Linked DNA regions of Homo sapiens: region 1 is linked to region 2. The links are chromatin loops, found by intact Hi-C in ENCODE. Cell type or tissue: PC-3. All regions are shown on one strand. Links, peaks and the distances in the headings refer to the core of each region. The heading gives the core; the rest is flanking DNA.

Region 1 (6,314 bases), core at 1,304-5,303, 52 kb before region 2:
CTAGAAAAATAAAAATATATTACGTGAGTTAATATGAAACAAATGAATTTGCCAATATGAAGATTTATTCTAGAAAGCCAATTTGGGAGACAACATATAAGCATTTTTGGTGCGTCTACTTCAAAACCCCTGAAACCCCTAAACTTCCTTTTATTTTCCAGATGTAGGAGGATATCTCTATAAGCTCGATCTAAATAAGTACAACTCTGTATAGAAGTGTTTGTGCAATAAATAACATTTCTCATTCACTCCCACGCTACAACTGAAACTGAATAGGCTTTGGGGACAGAAAATAACTGCTCCTTTTAGGAAAAAAAATTGCTGTCAGATAAAAAAGAAATCAAAGGAATAAAAGCTTCCATGAGGCATTTTGCTTAGGGAACAGTGTCTAACCAGTTATTAGTAAAAACAGATCCAACATAAGCTTAATGTACTTTTCAGAGGAGGCTGGGTTTCTTCTGAGCTATAGGCCTATCATAAAGATGGATATAGCCTAATCTGTTGGTATAGTCCAGAGAGTCCACAAACCCCTCCTGCGCCCATCCCCTACTTGATGGCATTAGAGACTTGCTTTGGCAAAAGGACAAAGGAGTCAGGTGAGTGAGCTGACCTAGTGAGGTGGCCTCAGAGATGTCTCAGGAAGTCCTGTCCCATGCATGCCACAGCAGGACAATCCTTAGTACCAAAAGGCTGAAGCGATTGCTGCATGTGTGTCTCTTAATTAGGAACAGTTACAGATTGTCATAATGTAAAAAAACAAAACATCCAGGATTTGCAGGAGAAGGAGTTGGAAAGCGCTTTTTTTTTTTTTTTTTTTTGAGACAGAGTCCAGTCTAGTTCTGTTGCCCAAGCTGGAGTGCAACGGCATGATCTCGGCTCACTGCAACCTCTGCCTCCCGGGTTCAAGCAATTCTCCTGCCTCAGCCTCTTGAGTAGCTGGGATTACAGGCACACACCACCACACCTGGCTAATTTTTGTTTTTTTAGTAGAGACAGGGTTTCACCATGTTGGTCAGGCTAGTCTTGAACTCATGACCTCGTGATCTGCCCACCTCAGCCTCCCAAAGTGCTGGGATTACAGGCATGAGCCATCACGCCCAGCTGGAACGTGCTTTTCAAATGTTTGTTTTTGCATTTGTTCTTTCCATTTCTTAGCCCTGTTTTAAGGGATCAGATGAACTGCTCACACAGAAACTAGAGTCGCCTTCCAGACTGAATGCAGAAATACTAAAGAATCATTCCAGCAAACAAACCAACCCCGAAGCCATGCCCTACACACCCTGACAGAGCCAAAGATGGGGTCCAGTGCATGATTGTCAGCTGCTGCCCAGTAAATAGTTCTGCGTATTGAAAAACTCAGTATTCAGCTTCTGCCTTTCAAAAAAAAATCATGCTTTTAGAGGAATAGCTGAGAATGAGCTCCTTCTTAATCTGTCTCCACTACTCACACTGCAAGACCTTCCCTGTGGTCCCTCTCACCTTGCCAGGGTCCTCAGAGGCAGCCTTGCACACTCAGTAGTCACATCTGCACCCTTGCTGATGTCATGAGCCCCTCATCTGTCTAGTCCTCCCACTGCTCCTGGTGCAGACTGTCTTCCGTGGTCACACCATGGTGGCTGACACCAGCCACAGCGGCAGCTCCTTTCCAGAAACCCAGATGGGACATTAGAGTGCCTGCCACACCACTGCTTCCACGTGAAAGGTTGCCTTGGAGAGACCCAGACCTTTTGTTTCTAAGTCTTGATTAAGTTTTGCTTCTCTCTTTTATTGTAAACAATCTACACATAGTCCCAATGCCAAGTGTATGTGCTCCAACATGCTGAATTGGCTGCCTGAATGAACCTGAGAAAACAGAGCTAGTGTCCTATGGACCATTTATAATCCACCCATCCCCTGCCACTGAGTGAGCCCATTGTGAGGTGGCTTAGGCCCTTGGTACATCTGAGACAAGAAATGAGTCAAGGACTCCCAGAATTTGGAAGGTGAACGAGGAAAGATAAATCATCTAGTCTCTCTTCCCTCTTTGTAGCTGAGAAGGCTATGGGCTCAGAGAGATTAAACAGTGCATGTGAGATCAAAGGTGCAGTGACAGGCCACATCAGGATGGGTCCTGCTACCTTCTGGCTGCTTATATTCTACAGCCCAAGCTCTCTGCTCAGGCTTCTAAAACCACATACTTATGGCCACAAGGTCACATGACCTGAATCACCCCCAGACCAGGAGCATAGCCTTGTCTCTAGTGAATATAATCAGGGATGAACCTAAGGCATGAAAACGGGCAGTGTCTTCGGGGTATCCTTAATCTGTATTAAACCAGCCATAATGAAGGATTTCTTCGGTGGACAAGGTACAGCTTTCCAAGATAGGAGCGAGGATGAAGAGGACACTAGCCCCACTACTCCCAGATCACAGCTCAGAGTAGTCAAACAAAGAAAAAGCTCTTTTTATATTTATGAAATCGAAGTAGGAATAGAAGCAAAGTCGTCAGAAACAAAGAAGGAAGAAATCCTCCTGAATGGGGGAATATAGAGACTGTCATCTTTAAAGAGGTTCAAGTAGAGCGTTCAATGAAACAGGAATAAACAATCCAGGAGAATCAAAGCCCACGGTGTGTTCAGGCCTAGAAGGAATGTATTAAATGAATCTATGCTCTTTTCTTGCTGTTGTATCAGATATTCTAGGTACAGTGTAGGAAATGGAATTAAATGAAGAATCAATAAAACAATAAACTTAAGTTAATGCAATGTTCAAGTAAACAGATTCTTCTAATCTTTTTCAAAAACGATAACTGAACATTTTATTATTTGGGAAATACAGTGAAATTAAAGGTTTCTTCTTATTACATTGAGCCCATAAGGGGAATCAGGATGTTCCACAAATATATCACATCTCTTCAATTTTTATAGTGCACTTTTAAAGAAACAAGATCTTTTTTATATTATTTTAACCCACGTGTCTCGATTGCCAAGTTTCAGCTGAAAGAAGTTTGTCATAAATGAATTAGGGAAACATCTTTAGGAATGTCTTACTGAAACACAGACCACTCTTAACTCCAGAAACACTACTCACTGCCACCTTCAGGTAACTGAAGAAGTTGGCTTTGTTACCCACAGATTTTCATCATATCTGAACTCAGAGGAGATGGAATTTTATGGCTATATAAAAGGACCTCATGATATAAAATGGAAAAAAGCAAACATTAAACTATTTTATACATTTCAATAATGGTTCGGCTCCAGTGACCTTCTTTTATATCTCCCTTCAAAGGGAATTGTTATTATACTTTTGTCTTCTTCCCCTTGTTTAGCTCCAGATCGCCTGGAGGAACGATAAAAATAAATGAAGTCCATTAGATAAAATTATTATTTACACAAAGGCAATATTAATTTTATCTGTCAGCAGGTTTTAAAACTAAGTGAAAGTTCATTCAATCTACTTCTGTGTCAGCTAAAGCAACAAAAGTCCTTTCTAAGAAAAAAAAAAAAAAGAAAAAGAAAAAAGTACTTAAATAATGGGCTTTCAAGGCAATGTAACTACCTTGGCAATTTCTAAAGAATTTACCTAGAGATGTTTCCTCAGGGCAGAAAATTCATGTGGACACACTAAAATATTCCAGTTATAGGCCGCGCGTGGTGGCTCACGCCTGTAATCCCTGCACTTTGGGAGGCCGAGGTGGGCGGATCATGAGGTCAGAAGATCAAGACCATCCTGGCTAACACAGTGAAACCCCATCTCTACTAAAAATACAAAAAATTAGCCGGGCATGGTAGCGGGCACCTGCAGTCCCAGCTACCCTGGAGGCTGAGGCAGGAGAATGGCATGAACCTGGGAGGCGGAGCTTGCAGTGAGCTGAGATCTCGCCACTGCACTCCAGCCTGGGTGACACAGCGAGACTCCGTCTCAAAAAAAAAAAGAAAGAAAGAAAGAAAAAAAAGAAGGGAGCACCATTTTCTCTTTCGTCCACTGCAAGATGTGGAGTCTATGCCAACACAGAAAAGCAATGCTACCACAGTGGGAAGAAAAGACGATACCCTTCTACTGTCATCAGTCTGGTCAACATCACTGATTACTTCCTGCTTGTGAAATCCAGGAAGCTTATGTAACTAGATATCTCCATGGCCTTTGTGACCACTGACCTTTCCTTGAATATCTCCTGACATCCTGTCTTCCCTGGATTCTGTAACTCCCCAATCTCTCTGTATTTATTTCACATCTGGCATTCTCCTCGAATGAAAGTACACTCCAACCTCTTCTGAATGTTCATTGTTTTCTCCATCTACACGTTCTCAGAGGCCCTTTTCTTCAAACCCATGTGATTTCACATGGTCTCTAAAAACTGGTGACTCTCAAATCTAGATCCTCTCCCCAACCTCTGTATATAATCTAGACTCATACATCAAAATAGGGGTATTTACATATAAAAGCCAGTGTAACTGCTCTAAAGCAGGCCTCATTATCTGTCTTCATCAGCTGTCTCCCTTGCGTCTGCTTCCTCTCATAGCTAACTACACCATCACTCAGACAGCCAACTCAGAGCTCAAGGGATACCCACCATTCCCTCCTCCTCCATCTTACCAAAACTCACTCCTCATTTTGTGAGTGTCTTGACAATCCTTCCCTTACCCACATTTAGAACCCATGCCCTCCTCTGGAATCCATGCCCTCCTCTCTGTCCTGACCAACCTCCTGTATTTCTTACCTCTGCAATTTCAGCCATTTTTGTTGTTGTTGTTGAGTTTCCTTGCTGCTAATCCCAACCCTTAAGCATCACTTCTATGGAGCCTTCTATGAATTTTTTCCCACTTTTCTCTCGTCCCTATCTGGCCCCACTGTACGTTGATTCTTATTCCTGTTACAGCCTTTATCATCCTGAACTACAATTACCTGTGTATCTGCCTCCTTCTAAAACAAGGCTGTTAAAAACTCAGTCTCCAGATAGTACTGGACATAGTGCAGAAAAACAATCAACACCTGAGAAGTGGATTGATGGAGAAAAAGAATGCAAATCCACATGTGCCTCTCTACCTTACCTCTGTACCTCTTTACAATATTAGCACTTCCATTAAAATGCCATCCAAGTTCCCTTTTCTTCTATGACTCTGCCATTCGTTGTCACAGATGTTTTATCCCTCTTTTAAAATTCTCTTAACATCTGGTCCAAATATAAAGATTCCCATGGTTTTGAAAAATGTCCTTTCTAAATGTCATAATTGTCCAATTAATGGTCAAAGGGATGAAGGGATTACTATAGCCAGACAGACTTAAAAAAAGGGGGGTCCCCTGGGCCTGGAAACATGAAAGCAGACGGAAGATATCACCAAATGTATGAACCCTGAGGGGGTCAGATAAGTTATTCCAGCACAGATAATTCACTGGAACCACTTGAAATGTCAAAGGACAAAAAAGGAGGATATTATAATTCACACCAGAAAGAAACTTACTGAATTAATAATTTTAGGTTAAGAAATACAAATACCTTAAAATATTATCAGATAAATTTACAGTAAATAGACTGCTAATAAACTTAGATAAACTATTTAGCAGAAAGGCTTCTGATCTGATGTTTTCAGATTTTAGTCAGGAATAACACGGTGTATATCTGATGAAACCTTTTAAATCCAATGGATTAGACATGTCAATGCCGATACCTTTGAGTTAATTAGAGTTTGTCACAATCTTTGATCTCAAAAAAAAAAAGTCAGACCTCTAGAGCACTAATCACCATTTTTGGTGAGTATATTAAAAATAAAAATAAGAAATCCATCCTAAAAGAAAAAATTACCAAGACATATCATATAAAAATCAAAGATTTCACTAACTAGACAATAAAAAAGATGCAAAAAATCCAAAGTAGGTTATGTACACTACTCAAACATCTTTTACAGGTTTCCTGAAATAGACCTATAAGATAAGTGTTCTCATTCCTTTGCCATTTTGCAGATGTGGAGACAGGACTCAAGGAGGTCCCATTTCCAAATGGAAGAAGTAAAATTTTAACAGGTAAGTCCCTGGCCCTAAAACCCAGGGTCATCTTGCTGTCCTCTCACTTCTACAAAGATTGTCTATTGACTAAGGATTAGGAGTCATGCTAGACACACAGGTCATCCAGCTGAAGAAATAAGCTGATGATTTATTCCTACTAACTAACTTCTTGTCGGGCCTGAAAATGTGTTTTCTTAGAGAGGAAAATTTCACTAAGTAACTAGCTGCAGCATCATTCACTGACCCTGGGACCAGAGACCTCACTGACCAGGATTTAATCCAGCAAATGACGCAATGGCTTTGTCCGTGTCATGTGCCCTCCTGTCCTTGAG
Region 2 (6,314 bases), core at 1,069-5,068:
AAGCCCAGCCTACTCTTATTTTTAATAACAGAAGTAAAGCTCACAAGCTGTCAAAAATATTTCAATCTGTAATTTTTTTAGTTTCTTCACTTCCCATTTAGATGTCTCACTTACCAAGGAGAGAGAGGATGGAGGACGCGTTTCCTCAATCATGAATCACACTGACTCCACAGCCACGTGGGCACTCCAGCCCAAGTCTCACACACCAACACTTCAAAAAAGAAAATAGAGAGATCCTGTCAACCCATTTTAAAAGAGGATGTGGTCATTGGTCATGAGTTCTATGAAGTTCCATTAAAGTCCTAAACAATCAGAGCAAGCTGCTTTGGCCACGTAGGATTAAAGCAGTGACGCAGGCCAGCTTGGCATCACAATCATGCTACCCTAGTTCAGGATCATGTGCACTAATGGATTCTTTTTCTTCAGAAAAGGAGAAATAAAACATTTAAATGCTGTTAACAGATGAAATAACTCTCATAAAACATCCAGAAGAACCATTATTTCAAAATTATCTTAACCAGTCTGAAATTATCTAAAGCAGTCTGAAAATTAAATTAAGATTCATTATATGAATTTATCCTTTTCATGACTCATTCCACTTTTTGGAACACATGGTACCTTATACAATTCAAGAACAGGAGACAAAGGCAGTAGCACAAACTCTGCTAGAAATTTGAGTTTGTATTTTTATTTACATACTGATTTATTAGGTGCACAATTATGAGGCTTTATAGGAAAAGGAATGATGCATCGTGAAAAACAAGCCACTTTACCAAAACCAAGTAAACCTGTCCAATCTCGTCATTCAATTTCATATACAAAAATTCTGAAACCTTGATGTTGTCATTGGATGGAAAGATGACCACGAAACGCCAGCCTCCCTAGAAACATGTATGCCAGAGGCTGAAAATATAGGTGACTTTCCATCTATGATCCATATGAGAAATGTGTTCATCACCAGTGAAGGATGCCTGTGACTTCAAATACTGCATTTCAGGGCTCATGCTTTTTTCTGTTCTCTTCATTCATCTGGTTTTTCTCTACACTTCCCAGGTGGCAGCTTCTGGCTGCTATAAATGTGAAACACCCTGACATTCTTCCTCGCCACCCTGAAGAAGGGAAAATGGGAGAAAGAACTTCCCAGAACATTCTGGCTGTCCCTCTAGGCAGTGATTCCCACACGGTCAGCTTCAGTCATGATCCGAGGCCATCTGCCTGCAGAAAATGAACTGAACGACAGCAGCTGGAAATTTATAAAATGTTATACCTGCTGAAGTGCCATTTTGGAAGCCCTAGGGTTCAGAGGCCAGGGAACAGGTCAAGGTGGCACTGCCTCTCTATGAGTCTCCCTTCCTCCAGGACGGGCCTTTGGTATGTTCATGGGAAGCAAGGGGGTGACCCAGGGCAACACACTGGGACATGCCTGCCTGAGACGCCCCAGCAGCCCAGGCACCCTCATATCGTGCAGCACGGCCAATCCTCCAGTCCCAGCAGAGTCCTCAAAAGTCCGTGACATCATCCTTTGGACAGGAGAAGGTGCAGATGCAAATCCTTGAAGCCAAAAGAGGAGCCAGGGAAGCACACTCAGTCTCAGAAATATTCCTCAGAGTGGCCAATTTCTTTTACACAACATCACTAATATCACCTTTGGGCGTGGCAACAAAATATGTTAGTTGAAACTCCTTTATTAAATGGCATGTTTGAATACACAAGCATCCTCTCTCCAGTCCTAAAATCTATTTTACAACAATTATTACTAAAATGTCCTTGTAGTTGTTTAGATCTGAGTTGAAATGTAAGTAATAAAGTTTGACAGATCCTCTGGTTACCGCCATGAATAGCTGGCAATTTCTGTAAGTTCCCATGTCTCAGAACTACATTAAAAACAGGGCTAATAGGTCTCCTGCCTCCCCCAGTGAGGTCACAAATGAGCTGATGTGAACCCTCAGCTGGACAGCAAAACCACACCTGCAGAATATGGGTCAGTCTCTTAAATGAAAGAGACTGGGGCCAAAAAGATCATTGCAAGAATTCACAATCAGTAACACAACCAGAGAGCAAATACTGCAGGAAGAAGACATCCCTGCCGAATCCAGCATGGACAGCCCACAGCCTGGACCGCCAGACAGTCCTGGTGCAACCAACAGACTCCAAAACCCAGCCCCTTCCTTGTGGAAAAGCAATACCCACAGGACAGAGCTCTCTTGGCTTGGGGGAAAACACAGCTTCCTACAGAGTTTGATGTCTAAACAGGAAATCAGTCTCAGCAGCAGGATTCAAGGGTGTCCACCCGAAAGGGTTGTTACTGTGCCTGTGTTTACATAAATAGTGAAAAAGATATTTTAACAGCCTGGGGGCTTGTCAGCCAAGTGAGCCATGTTGGGACTTTCTGCTCCTGAGGGTCAGCCCTTGCCTGGGGAAGACAGGGTGCTCACCAACACACCCATGTGTGCCTGGGAACGTGCACTCAGGAACAGAAATGATAGTGACAAAGCAGAGGCCTTGAGTTGGAGCCAAGCTAGAGGAACAGACAATGATTCTTGCAGGTCCAGAAGCAGAGCCCCCGTGTCCTCTCCCAGCAAGGTCATAAATTAGCCAATGCATTAATCATAAATCACTGACATATTTTCTAGAAAACTGAGAAGAAAGCTGAAAGGCAAAGAAACTACAAAGCCCCAGAGGCTCACTCCAGACTGGAAGTTGGAAAATTTTTAAGCGACAGTTAACTACCCATTTAATAAGAAACTGCTTATTTTTTATAAACATATAAATTTCTCTATTTGACTCAATTCCATATTATCCTTATTCTTTTCTCTTTTAGCTTAGCTTTAACCTTGGTGCCAACAACCTCTGAAATCCTCTGAGTCATAATTTTCAGAGTTCTGCCTCTTAAAAAATGCCACCATGAACATATATGTGCAGAACTATCTTGACGACACTTTTGATTTACAAACAGTAACTCTTTCCCAGAAGTTTTGCCCTGTGGCCACCTACACTCTTCAAATTGTCTCTAGATGGAACTACATGAAGAAGATTGAATACCAATTATAACTTACTAAGTGCTCATCAGCACATGACTTTCTGCTAAAATATGCAACCTTCTCCCTGCCCAACTTACTCAGAATGAGGTAAGATGTAGACTTAAGCATTATTTTGGAGACCAAAGTTGAGCTGAGTGGTAGCCTTTATCCTGCAGATACATGGCAGAAATTAACATGCCAGGCCAGTCTTATGAGCTGAATTTAGAAACCGTACAACAGTAAGATTACACTGGAAATAAAAATGGACAAGACCACCTGGCATCAGAAAGTTTAGTGGAGTGATGAAAAGAAACCGTAAAAGATACAGGTTCAAGAAACCTAAGAACTGCTGGGCCAGCATTTCCCAAAGGCAAGACTTAGACCAGTGCCATGGCATTTAATTGACAGGCCTCTCATCATCAGTCCCTCCGTTAATCACCATGCACAGCACAGCCCCATGGCCACACATGGTGGATGCTTAGAAGACAAAACAAGAACCTATTACACTCTCAGGAGCTGTCTATATGATTTTTCTGCTATGTAGTTCAGTATATACTATGAATTGGAGGAAAGAGAAGTTACTTATGGGCAGAAGAGTCAAGGAAAAGATTTCTGAAAATGGGAAATGTGATGTGGGCTCTAAGGGATGAGGAGGAGATAAGGAGGATATTAAAAGACACAGTGAAGTATGTTTTAGTGGGTGCATTGCAGGTGAAACAAACAGTAGATGAGGGAGGAACAGCTGAAAGTCATCAGGTATAAGAGAAGAGCCATTTACGCCAGCACCATGGTGAGTTAAAGCATGAGTTCCTGGTACCATCCCTGGAGTTGGGTGGAAACCCCACCACGGAGCCCACCAAGATAAGAGTTTGCAGGAGTGCAAACTGAATGAGATAGGTGAAAAAAAGCAATTCCACAAAGGTAAAAATCTGGACTGCAATGCCATAAGAATCACAGACAGAAATCTGGCCTCATGCTCAAGTCCCTGGAGGAAGACAAGGAAGTAAACAGGAGGGTGGATTCCAGGTGGCAGGCCAAGGAGCAGGGAGGGTGGCATCAGGAGTGTGTGGAGGCAGCCAGCATCGGCTAGCAGCAGCATGTGCCACGATGACTACCTGCAAGATCACTCACATGCAAGAGCATGGAGAGCTCAAAAGAGGCACTCCAGACAGCTAACAGATGGGAAAAGTAGATGACACACAGATTGTAGGGAATGTTAACATGAGAAAGAGATGAGACTTCATCCAAAGGAAGGCAGAGTCACTGAAGGTTCAGTGGGATGTCAGGATGAGCAAACTTTGGGAGGGTGAATATGGCAGCTCTGCAGAGGATGCACAAGACAAGAAGGGGAGAAGCTGGGGTAAAAAGCCGCCACCAGAGAACTCCAGGTATGAGGAGAATTGCAGTGAAGGATGAACATGGCCCTTGCCAAGCAAAGGACTTGCCTTTGCCAAGTTCCTGGGAAGTCACCTCTAAGACCTTAGAATGTCCTGCCTGATGAGAGACTTTGTTTTGGGGGGGCTTTAGGCCACACAGATAGTCTAGGCTAACCATGTGGTTAATGGCTGAGGGCTTGGGCCTCTCTGGATTAGTCTGGCCATGTCTATGTGGTCAATTCTCAATAAAAACTCAGGACACCAAGGCTCAGGTGAAGTCGCCTGGTTGGCAACACCCTATGCATGTTGTCATACATCCTTGTGGGGGAAGAAGCACTGTCCACGTGTCTCCACTGGAAAGAGACCATCAGAAGCTCGTGACTAGCCTCTCCTGGACTCCAGCTATGCACCTTTTCCACAGCTGGAGTGTAAAGGGTACTACTGTACCCTTTGACTGAGATCAACCATAATCACTAATACAACAGGTTTTACACATTCTTAGAGTTCTTCATGTAAATCATTGATCCTGAGGGTGCCCATGAGCCACATGGCAAACAGGGTCAGGGGGCCCCACATGACTAAGTGTGCAGCTTCAGCCCTAAACATCAACATTTAAAACCCAGGAGCAACAAATGGCCTATCGCATTGGAATTATTCACAAAGAAAATATATTCCACATTCCCAGAAATATATTAACTATCTAAAATAGATTTTAAAATATGCTAAATAAAAAGTCAAAACATCACAGTCCATTTTTGCAAAGAATCACTTATATAGAAACATCAGTCTAAAAACTCAGCATGTACTTACTGAGGAATGAATGTTCTTGAATTTAGGGCAATAAACTAAATGACGAAAATCAGAATTTTCTCAGTAGGAATGAAAATACAAAATGAGTAAAGGACACTATTTTTGGAATTGCCTTCATCCAATGCCAACTGGTTTGATTGACAGGAACTATGTGGAGGACCCAGCACTCAGATGTGGGCTGTGGGATAATGAAACGCCATTCACTCTGGTTATACGCACTGCAACCCTTTCTGTCACTGTCCGTAGCCTGGGTGTCCAGGCTTCCATTAGGTCACTTCTGACAGCCTCTGTCACTTGTTCCACAGGTGGTCTCCACAGGAATGTGCTTGGATAAATCGACAGTGGACATTTAGGATAATAATGTCCCTTGAAAGAATGGCAATCTCTGTGGCTGGGGGTCCTTGGAAACCCCAGCCACTCAAGAAAACAAAGAGTGGGTGACAGGAACAGAGAACAAGGCTTTGAGGCAAAAGTTATAGGGAAGAAAGCAGAGAGAGGGGAGAGGGGAGGAAGAGCAAAAGAAAAGGAAGAGGGGGAAGAAAAACACCCTAGAAGCAGCTACAGGGATAACAGGATGTCCTGAAATGGTGCAGCCAACTGAAAAATATGATATAATCTATCATTATAAAATGGACTTTTATTGTTTCCTTCAACTTTTGTTAAAATAAATTTTATGGAAAACTGAGGTTTACAACATGATGTAATGGGTGACATATAGATAGTAAAATGGTTACTCTAGTGAAGCAAATTAACGTATTTATCATCTCACATAGTTACATTTTTTGAGGTAAGAGCAGCTAAAATCTACTTATTTCACAAAAGTTCTAAATACCATATATGGTTCTCACGCCTGCATTAGTATCTTTGAAGGATACAAATAACAGCAATGTCAGCTTCAGGTACGAGGGAGGAGGGCCAGTTCCTGGCCATTCCCTTCCACTGGCAGAACGTCTGCTGCCAGCTACCACCACATTCCTGGGCAAATATTCCAGCATTCAAGGAAACAATTTGAAAAGGAAAAGCAAAATGCACAAAAGCTTGAGGTGATGAAGAAATTATAGGATGAAGGCAGCAGCCAGCCCCAACCACTCTTACCATGGTCCAGGGA

What was found. Hi-C counts contacts between places; a loop is a spot of excess contacts. Peaks named below come from ENCODE experiments on the same cell type or tissue, not always from the same donor. Only the 100,000 strongest peaks of a DNase experiment are listed, where the experiment ranks them.
Region 1: it touches region 2 in a loop (2.6-fold over the local background); 1 of 110 quality-filtered maps calls a loop at or near these places.

What each region holds. Positions count from the first base shown.
Region 1 is chr5:9,384,997-9,391,310 of GRCh38, forward strand. All of the region lies in intron 2 of SEMA5A (semaphorin 5A), which reads right to left. Among named protein-coding and RNA genes, the nearest start is that of SEMA5A-AS1, 120 kb to the right of the region's middle. In PC-3, for the core only: CTCF peaks have their summits at 3,079 (motif pointing left) and 3,279; no DNase peak of the experiment used is centred there.
Region 2 is chr5:9,437,642-9,443,955 of GRCh38, forward strand. It overlaps SEMA5A (semaphorin 5A), which reads right to left. Exons shown (of 23, transcript NM_003966.3): 2 at 115-211. Among named protein-coding and RNA genes, the nearest start is that of SEMA5A-AS1, 71 kb to the right of the region's middle. In PC-3, for the core only: no CTCF peak of the experiment used is centred there; DNase peaks (open chromatin) are centred at 2,550 and 3,060; H3K4me3 peaks cover 1,008 bases; H3K27ac peaks cover 3,417 bases.